Linked DNA regions of Homo sapiens: all the other regions are linked to region 2. Evidence: chromatin contacts called from ENCODE Hi-C or POLR2A ChIA-PET data. All regions are on one chromosome and are shown on one strand. Each heading gives the region's core, a stretch centred on a gene start or an enhancer-like site at or near the end of the contact. The rest is flanking DNA. Distances are from core to core; before and after follow the strand shown. Region 1 holds the start of ITPKA (inositol-trisphosphate 3-kinase A). Region 2 holds the start of INO80 (INO80 complex ATPase subunit). Region 3 holds the start of RPAP1 (RNA polymerase II associated protein 1).

What was found. A loop is a pair of places that touch in the nucleus more often than their neighbours do. ChIA-PET counts read pairs that join two places held with the same protein, here RNA polymerase II (POLR2A). Pooled maps may share reads with other maps.
Region 1: a pooled map shows a loop between it and region 2 (7-fold over the local background). The contact joins the promoter of ITPKA here to the promoter of INO80 in region 2. A Hi-C loop is called at or near these places in 2 of 37 single-sample maps with no recorded cell type and 7 of 50 pooled maps. POLR2A ChIA-PET finds 5 or more read pairs at or near these places in 2 of 52 experiments (activated CD4-positive, alpha-beta T cell and activated naive CD4-positive, alpha-beta T cell).
Region 3: a loop to region 2 is called in a map of CD8-positive, alpha-beta T cell, with 15 times the contacts of the local background. The contact joins the promoter of RPAP1 here to the promoter of INO80 in region 2. A Hi-C loop is called at or near these places in 3 of 168 maps with a recorded cell type or tissue (CD4-positive, alpha-beta T cell, CD8-positive, alpha-beta T cell and naive thymus-derived CD4-positive, alpha-beta T cell) and 10 of 50 pooled maps. POLR2A ChIA-PET finds 5 or more read pairs at or near these places in 3 of 52 experiments (CD4-positive, alpha-beta T cell, activated B cell and naive thymus-derived CD8-positive, alpha-beta T cell).

What each region holds. Positions count from the first base shown.
Region 1 is chr15:41,492,545-41,495,244 of GRCh38, forward strand. ITPKA (inositol-trisphosphate 3-kinase A) reads left to right here and starts at 1,330. Exons shown (of 7, transcript NM_002220.3): 1 at 1,330-1,872. The coding sequence starts at 1,384. RefSeq lists enhancers at 232-732, 733-1,233 and silencers at 970-1,589, 1,610-1,789, 1,900-1,949.
Region 2 is chr15:41,114,983-41,117,682 of GRCh38, forward strand. It overlaps INO80 (INO80 complex ATPase subunit), which reads right to left and starts at 1,298. Exons shown (of 36, transcript NM_017553.3): 1 at 991-1,298. RefSeq lists enhancers at 160-940, 566-615, 696-745, 796-875, 941-1,720 and 2 more and a silencer at 976-1,245.
Region 3 is chr15:41,542,897-41,545,596 of GRCh38, forward strand. RPAP1 (RNA polymerase II associated protein 1) reads right to left here and starts at 1,361. Exons shown (of 25, transcript NM_015540.4): 1 at 1,323-1,361. RefSeq lists a silencer at 1-121 and enhancers at 601-1,182, 1,116-1,505.

The sequences.
Region 1 (2,700 bases), core at 80-2,579, 380 kb after region 2:
GTGCTGGGGTTACAAGCCTGAGCCACTATGCTTTGCCGAAGATTCCCGTCTTCCCACTGAACCTTCTTCTTTCCTTCTCCTGGGCCATTCCTGAGCCCTGGCTGAGGGGAGAGAAGGGAAGGAAAGCCCCTCCTGCGGCCATCTCAGCATCCAAGGCAATCCTTCTGGGGCTGCTCTGTCTCCAGGGCCCCAGCCATCCCCAGACACTGAGTGCCTGAGGGGGGACCCTCACTCCTGTGGCACTATGGTAAGATAGGAAACAGTGGCTTCTCCTCAAAGCAGCCTCGCCGGTCGGTCAGCTGACTACCAACATGGGAAGTGGCCGAAGATCCACATGGAATGACACTGATAAGCACTTTGCAGTGTCTGAAACTCTTAAACATCAGTGCTGTCTTCCTAGTTTTACAGACACAACTCTGTGGGTTGGATGAGGTTTTTCTAAATGTACAAATGCAGAAATATACGGAGGGAGTAAAGGGACTGCCTACAAATCACATCTAGAGTGTGGTGTACCTGATTTCAAGTCTTTTATTTTATTCTCGCAGCAACGGGAGAATCCGCAGTCGAGGGAGGTGAAATGACTTGCTGAACGCCACACGGCGGACTCCAAGCCCCGAGCTCCTATAACAGAGGAGGAGGAAGGCGGGCTCAGCTCCTGCCACCCAGCAGCGGGGGAGATGCAGCCCGGGACTAGGCTGGGCCATGGGGACAGATCCAGGCCCCGCCCCCTGACCTTGTTCTCTGCCCGCCGGGAAGTGGGGAACTTGCGGGGAGCAGCCTCAGCTAGTCCCTGGGGCAGAGTCTCCACTTGGGTGCACGCCCTGGGGTGGGGCTTCTTCGGGAAGCCGGGGGCCTTCAACTCTGCTCAGGAGCTCGGGCCGGAGAAAGGCCCCGAGACTTGAAGCCCTTGCCCGGGAGGGATGAACACGCAAAGGAACCCGAGGAACGGGGTAGGGGACCAAGAGTAGGACCAGCTTCTCCTGCGCGGGGACAGGGCCTGTGGAGCGGCCTGGAGGAATCTCTCCCAGCCGCGAAGCCCGGGAAGGCTGCGAGGCCCCAGCGCGGAGCGGCCCCTCCCACCTCCCCGAGGGCAGGCGGAGCGAAGCCTCGGGGCCCGGGCCCAGGTTTTGTGCCTACGGAGGCTGGACTTCCCCGCCACCCCGAGGAGTCACCGAGAGCCTTCTCTCCCTCGCAGGGGCCCTGGGAGGCCCGCGCTTTCTCTGAAAGTGGAAGGAGTGGGCGGGGGGCGCGGCCGAGGCGGGGCGCGGGCGTGCAGCGGCGCAGGCTCCGCCCCGGGGCCGTCTCCAGCCGGGGGCGCCGAGCCGCTCCAGTCCCCGGCGCGCCGCGGGCTGGTGGGCTCAGCGGCGGCGCCGGCACTGGGAAATGACCCTGCCCGGGGGCCCAACGGGCATGGCGCGGCCGGGGGGCGCGAGGCCCTGCAGCCCGGGGCTGGAGCGGGCCCCGCGCCGGAGTGTCGGGGAGCTGCGCCTGCTCTTCGAGGCGCGCTGTGCGGCGGTCGCTGCGGCCGCCGCCGCGGGGGAGCCCCGGGCCCGCGGGGCCAAGCGGCGTGGGGGACAGGTCCCCAACGGGCTTCCGCGGGCTCCCCCGGCCCCGGTGATCCCTCAGCTGACCGTGACAGCCGAGGAGCCCGACGTGCCCCCGACCAGCCCTGGGCCGCCGGAGCGGGAGAGGGACTGCCTCCCGGCAGCGGGCTCTTCGCACCTGCAGCAGCCGCGCCGCCTTTCCACCTCGTCGGTCTCCTCCACTGGCTCCTCGTCGCTGCTCGAGGACTCGGAGGACGACCTGCTGAGCGACAGTGAGAGCCGGAGCCGCGGCAACGTGCAGCTGGAAGCGGGCGAGGACGTGGGTCAGGTACGGGCCGCGGGGGCGGGGCCAGCGCCGGGCGCGGGGGCTGCACGGGGGACCTGGCTGGGTGCTCCCGGAGGACCCGCTCCTGTCCATGCTCCCTCCAGCGGAAGGTCCTGTTCTCGCGGTTTAGGAGGAATCTGGGGGTCAGAGGGAGGCGCCTGGCCGACCTCTCGCCTGGGCAACTTTCACCTCGGCTCCGCCGGCGGGTCGTGGCGCTGGCCCTGGGGCGTCTAAGAAGCGGGGCGAGGAGCAGGCGACCCGCCGCGGGGACTGGGCGAAGCGGGGGTAGCGGACCTTGTTGGCTGTGGGTTAGGACAGGAGGGATCGGAGGGGCTGAGCCTTGCCGGGTGAACCCTCGGAAGGAGAGAGGCGAAGGAGAGTTTCCCTTACCCCCCGCCCCCTCTCCGGTGCCGCGGCCGCACCCCCGCCGTTGCCACGGTTTCCCTCTCCTGAGTGGGAGTGGAGCGGCGCTCCAGGCTCTGCTCGGGAGCCGCTGCCGTCTGCTCCCAGCGCCCGCACGAGGCGTGGACGCAGGGGAGGGAGGGGCGTGGGCCTGGGAGCTCTGGCTGGGAGCGGAACGCAGCCCACCCAGTGCGCGCCCTGCCTCCCATCTTCCCGGCTCGCCGCTCCTGAGCGCGGCAGAGAGGGGCGGTAAACTGAGGCTGCAAGGGGGCAGGATCACTCTGCTAGTCTCTGCCTCTGATAGCCTGGGTGTTCTGGGACCAGGTCTGACCCTCGGAAAACACAGCCCTGGGCACTGTTAAGTCATTCCTGACGCCCGCCACTTAGGGATGTGCGGCTCCCGGGACACCCTCCTTGTTCCCCTCGTTT
Region 2 (2,700 bases), core at 48-2,547:
ATTACTTAATTATACGCTTTAGAAAGCGGAATTTTTTGGTATTTGAATCATATTTCAATAAAGCTATTATTTAATTTAAGTTGCCACTGAAAAGCCACAATAATTTTGTTGTGGAGGAAATAATGAAAGTCACTGACTGGAAAAGTAACCTGTGACGTTAGCCAGGTCAACCTCCAAATTCCTTCCCCCATTTCTAACAAGTACATCAAACTAGAGACAGTGTGTGAATCAAAGAATTCCAGGCACAGTTGGCTGTTAACTAGAATAGTAAGTGGCTGCCTAGGTTCTGTCATTCCTAAACTGTAGGGGGCTTCTAGCCTCGGAGATTACGGAAGTAGTACTTTCCATTAGCGAGCTCAAGAAGGAATGTCAAAATAGGATGACACTTTCCTAGTCGCTATGTAAAAACCTAAAAAACCAGAAGAGGTGTCATCTAGACACTCCCAAGTCTATGCAGGTGTCAGCCTGCCCCCACCCAACACCAGCCAGCAGCGTGCACCATTCAACCGTATCTCAACTTGCCCCTTACAAAATGACACACTAACAAGCCCTTAGATCTCATTTGTTTAAAATGACAGATACACAACCTTCACGGGGTTCCCACTCAAGGCCTTCCAGCCTCCGCCCTGCCCCTGCCCACCCCCAAACCTACACACGTGTTAGCCCGACACCGCCCCACCGGGTCCCACGTGCACCTGGTCTAACACACTCCCCACGTGTGGGCGCCCCACGGGCTTCCTCAGGTGGCTGAGGTCACCGCATGACCCCGGGTCTCCAGAGATATGAAACGGGAAGGACAAGGCCCTAGTCCCTGAGGTCCCAACCCTGCGGGGAGTGTCCACACCCATCCTCCATACTAACCCCAACAAATCCAAGGGCCGGGGGCGACGGCCCCTTTAAGACGCGGCCCAGTTGTCGCCCGCAGAGAGGGGCGCAACAAGACCTACACAACCCCCACTCCGTTCGCCCGCCCACGTCTAGTTGCCTCACCTCGGGCCGCCTGGCCCCGCCGCCGCGACGGCGGCGGAGGGGGGGCGGGGTGCGGGCGGGGTCCGGAGGGGGGGGTCGCCCCGCCGACGGTGGAGCCGCGGTTCGCTCTCTGAGGCCGTGGGACGGTGACTGCGTTGGGCGTGGACGCTCCTAGCTCGCTCCCTCCGCGGCTCCTGGGACCCCAAGATGGCGGCGGCGCTGAGGCGGCTGCGGGCGCTGGGCCGGCGGCGGCGGCGGCCACTTTCACTCACTGAGAGGAGCGGAGCAGGGACACGGGGAGCCATGGCGGGGGGGAGGAGAGGCGCCATAGCCAGGCCAGAACAATCGAGCCGCTACACGGGTGGCTTACCCCCACCCCGCCCACACTCACTGCTCGTCGCCTGCCCGTGGCCACCCGTAGTGCCGCTGCCGTCGGCCTCGCGCAGCTCGCACCCCGCCGCTGCCACCTGACGCCCCGTGCGAACCGGGGTTCGAGGGGAGACCCTGATCCATGCCATCTGAGTACAGATTAGTCGGGACTGGGACTGGCGAAGATTGCCGAAAGGCGGCGGGGAGGAGGAGGAGGATGTCATCGCTACAGTGAGCAAGCAGATCTCGCAGGAGAAAATGTCGCGAGAGCTTTCCAGGCCCGCAACCGCCGATGCAAGGTTACTTTTCCCGGAAGTAACGTCAATCGAAACCGCCCGGGATCCTGGGATATTTGTTCCCGCAGGCTAGAGGTGGGAAGGTGCAGCCAAGTTGATAAGATCTCTTTAGGGGAAGGAGAGGCTCGCAGCTGGTATTTTGTTACTAGTTTCTGACCCCTTTGGATGGGGTTGTAGATTGTCGGGGAAGTGCCTGGTGTGTAGTTCGACTACTATACAGTAATTAGTTTGGGGCTCCCATTTAGACTCTGGGAGCAAGAACGCTATAGGTTGGGTAGGACAGCATAGTTAGATAAGATGTCTACGTGAAGGTTGTGGGATACAAGGACTTGGGAACACGCAGACCTGTTATCGGAAATGCCAGCCTGTTCTCACATCCACACAGTGTGCCTCTGAAAAGCGAATAATTGCTTTTACCTGTGCCAATTCTACAATTTGAGTCCACTGCCACCCACATTTACTAAACTTGGGGTCTCGCTATGTTGCCCAGTCTACTGGGCTGGTTCCCAGTCTCCTGGCCTGAAGTGATCCTCCTGCCTGGAAGGATCACCTCAGGCCAAACGTCTCAGAGCAGTCCATTAGACTGGTCAACATAGCGAGACCCCGTCTCTACAAAAAAGACAACATAATAAATGTAATCGACCCAACTACCAGGATGTGTGGTGAGAATTGCCTAGGGTAAGGCCTAGGTGTAGATAAGAATTAGAACTTACTGAAAGTTAAATATGCTGTTAATTCAGTTCCTTTGGGTCTCATTCTTTAATCCATTTTAACCTGGCCCTTAGCATTTAACTAAAAAGTACTTTATTAAGGTCATCAAGTAGCCTTCTTGTGCTGAGTTAACTGACCTTTAAAAAGTTAAATTTGTGTCAGGGTGCAGTGCCACACGCCTGTAATCCCAGCACTTTGGGAGGTCAGGTGGTCGAATCACCTGAGGTCAGGAGCTCGAGACCAGCCTGACCAATATGGTGAAACCCCATCTCTACTAAAAATACAAAAATTAGCCGGGCGTGGTGGCGGGTGCCTGTAGTCCAGCTACTTGGGAGCCTGAGGCAGGAGAATCGCT
Region 3 (2,700 bases), core at 111-2,610, 430 kb after region 2:
CCCAATGCCTACCCAAAGGCCCTAAGGAAGGCTGAACTAGATGAACTGAGAATCCATAGTATGGTAACAATTCACTCCTATAAGAGTCTACATAAGCAGAAACAATTCCTACTTATCCATGGATTCATGTGATCCAAAAGCAAAGTCCAGCTCACTTCATAGGGTGCGCCATACCTACATCACAAAGAGAGCCAGGGGGTTATGGGCACCAGTTTTGGAATCAATAGGCCAGAAGTCAAATACCAGTTCCGCTACTTACTAAATGCACTAAATGTGCGAAATTAGGCAAATTATCAATGCTGTCCTTTTTTTTTTTTTTTTTTTTTTTTTGAGACAGATTCTCCCTCTTGTTGCCCAGGCTGGAGTGCAATAGCACGATCTCGGCACACTGCAACCTCCGCCTCCTGGGTTCAAGTGATTCTCCTGCCTCAGGCTCCCGAGTAGCTGGGATTACAGGCGCCTGCCACCACGCCCGGCTAATTTTTTGTATTTTTTTAGTACAGACGGGGTTTCACCATGTTGGCCAGACTGGTCTCGAACTCCTGATCTCAGGTGACCCGCCCGCCTCGGCCTCCCAAAGTGCTGGGATTACAGGCGTGAGCCACCGTGCGCGGCCTCTATGCTGTCTTAAGTCCCATTTCCACAACTGTAAAATGTGAGTAACAGGTCCTATATAATAGGAAATGTGTGAGGATTTAAATGACTATACACGCAAAACGCCTAGCCCAGTGCCTGTTACTTATATAAATAAACCTCAGTAACAATTATTTTAGTCCTAAGTAAAGCCACCAGTGTGTTTCCCCACAAATCCAGCGCAGATTTGTCCAGAACCAATCAGTGCTAGAAGTGATAACATTTTCAGTTATTAATAGAATAAGAATGGGTTGGCCGGGCGCGGTGGCTCACGCCTGTAATCCTAAAGAGTAATGCCTAAAGAGTAACTCGTAAAAAAAAGTAGTCCTAACAATGGACCTCTGGGTTTATGTTGGCCTCTGAGGAGTCTCTGGGGCTCTTACATTGCAGCCTATCCTCCAGAGCCAGGATCCAATCCCGAGTCGGGACGCGTGACTGCCCTTACCGCTCAGGTCAAGGGCTCCAGTTAAGCCTCCTGGACCACCCAACTCTACAATGAGGAATCATCGAGTCGCAGCTTTCGCCGCCCGTTGAAGGGCCGTGCCCGAGATCTATGCACAGAGGAGGCCACAGTTGCTCCCTTACAGACCAAAGGCCCGCAGGCAGGTTCCAGCAAAGAAACTGGACACGCTACCCTGGGTCCTCCTCCCAGATCACCTGAAATCCGTCCCTCCAGCCCCGCCACCTACGTGCTCCAGGCCTGTCTGGGCGCCGCCATCTTGCCCCGCAGAGATCGCGTTTCCGCCGCCGCCAGATTCCAGCTTCCGCCCCGCAGCCCAGCCCCGCCTCTCCCGGTCTTATCTCGGAGCATTCTGGGCTTTGCTTGTTCAGTGCAGCGGACTGGTGAGCGCGGTGCTGCGCGGCTGGCGGTTTATTACCCCCACGTAAGCTCTATACCATCACCCAGAACACACATCCTTTTTTTTTTTTTTTTTTTTTGAGACAGAGTCTTGCTCTGTCGCACAGGCTGGAGTGCTGTGGCGCAATCTCGGCTCACTGCAACCTCCGCCTCCCGGGCTCAAGCGATTCTTGTGCCTCAGCCTCCCGAGTAGCTGGGATTACAGGTGCCCGCCACCACGTCTGGCTAATTTTTGTATTTTTAGTAGAGACGGGGTTTCACCATGTTGGCCAAGCTGGTCTCGAACTCCCGACCTTAGGTAATCCGCCCGCCTCGGCCCCCCAAAGTGCTGTGATTACAGGATGTGCCACCGCGCCTGGCCCACACATGCTTCTGATGTACAGCAGGCACAGCCCCTTCTGCACTTACGACACCCCTGGCAGGGACACAGCGTTCCTCAGACGTCCCTCTGCACTCACCAGCCAGTGTTACCACATCCCACATCCCAGCACCCACGCCCACGGCAGCACACAGAAACGTGGACACACACACACACCCCAACGTGACGAATGTGTTTATGGAAGAGCTAGAAGGTAACCATGAAAAAGGCCCAAGGAAAGAACACTGCCAGTGTGCACTGCAGAAATAGTGGTGGTGAGAAGAGAGGGAATAAAGCTTCCTTGCTAGCAAGGTTATCATCTTCTCCAGAATCTTGCCTTTGTTCATCCCACTCTCCCTTCTTGGAAATCCTCCCTCTTTTCCCTGCCACCCCTGTCTCCAAAGGATAACTCTTTAAGGCCTAGCTGGCGTCAACTCTAAAACCTCTGCCAGCCACGCCTACTCACCAAACTTTCCTTGGATTCACCTGGAATCTCACCGCCTGCACCAGTTGTGTGGTATGCTAAGAACACACTGCCAACTACCAACTGTCACCGGTTACCTTTTCACAGGCTTATGTCCTGTTCCCTTGAATAGACTGTCAGTTCCTTGTGGGCACCAGACCTTGTACTTTGCATCTAAATACTGAGCACCCAACGTGTTGCCATGCACATAGTAGGACCTTAAGTAAATCATTTCTAGACCAAAGGACATCATGGGGCAGCCAATGTTAGTCCAGTGGCTTTCCAACTTTAACAGGCACCAGAATCAACTGGAAGTCTTGTTAAACCAGATTGCTGGGGCCAGGCACAGTGGCACATGCCTATAATCCCAGTACTTTGGGAGGCTGA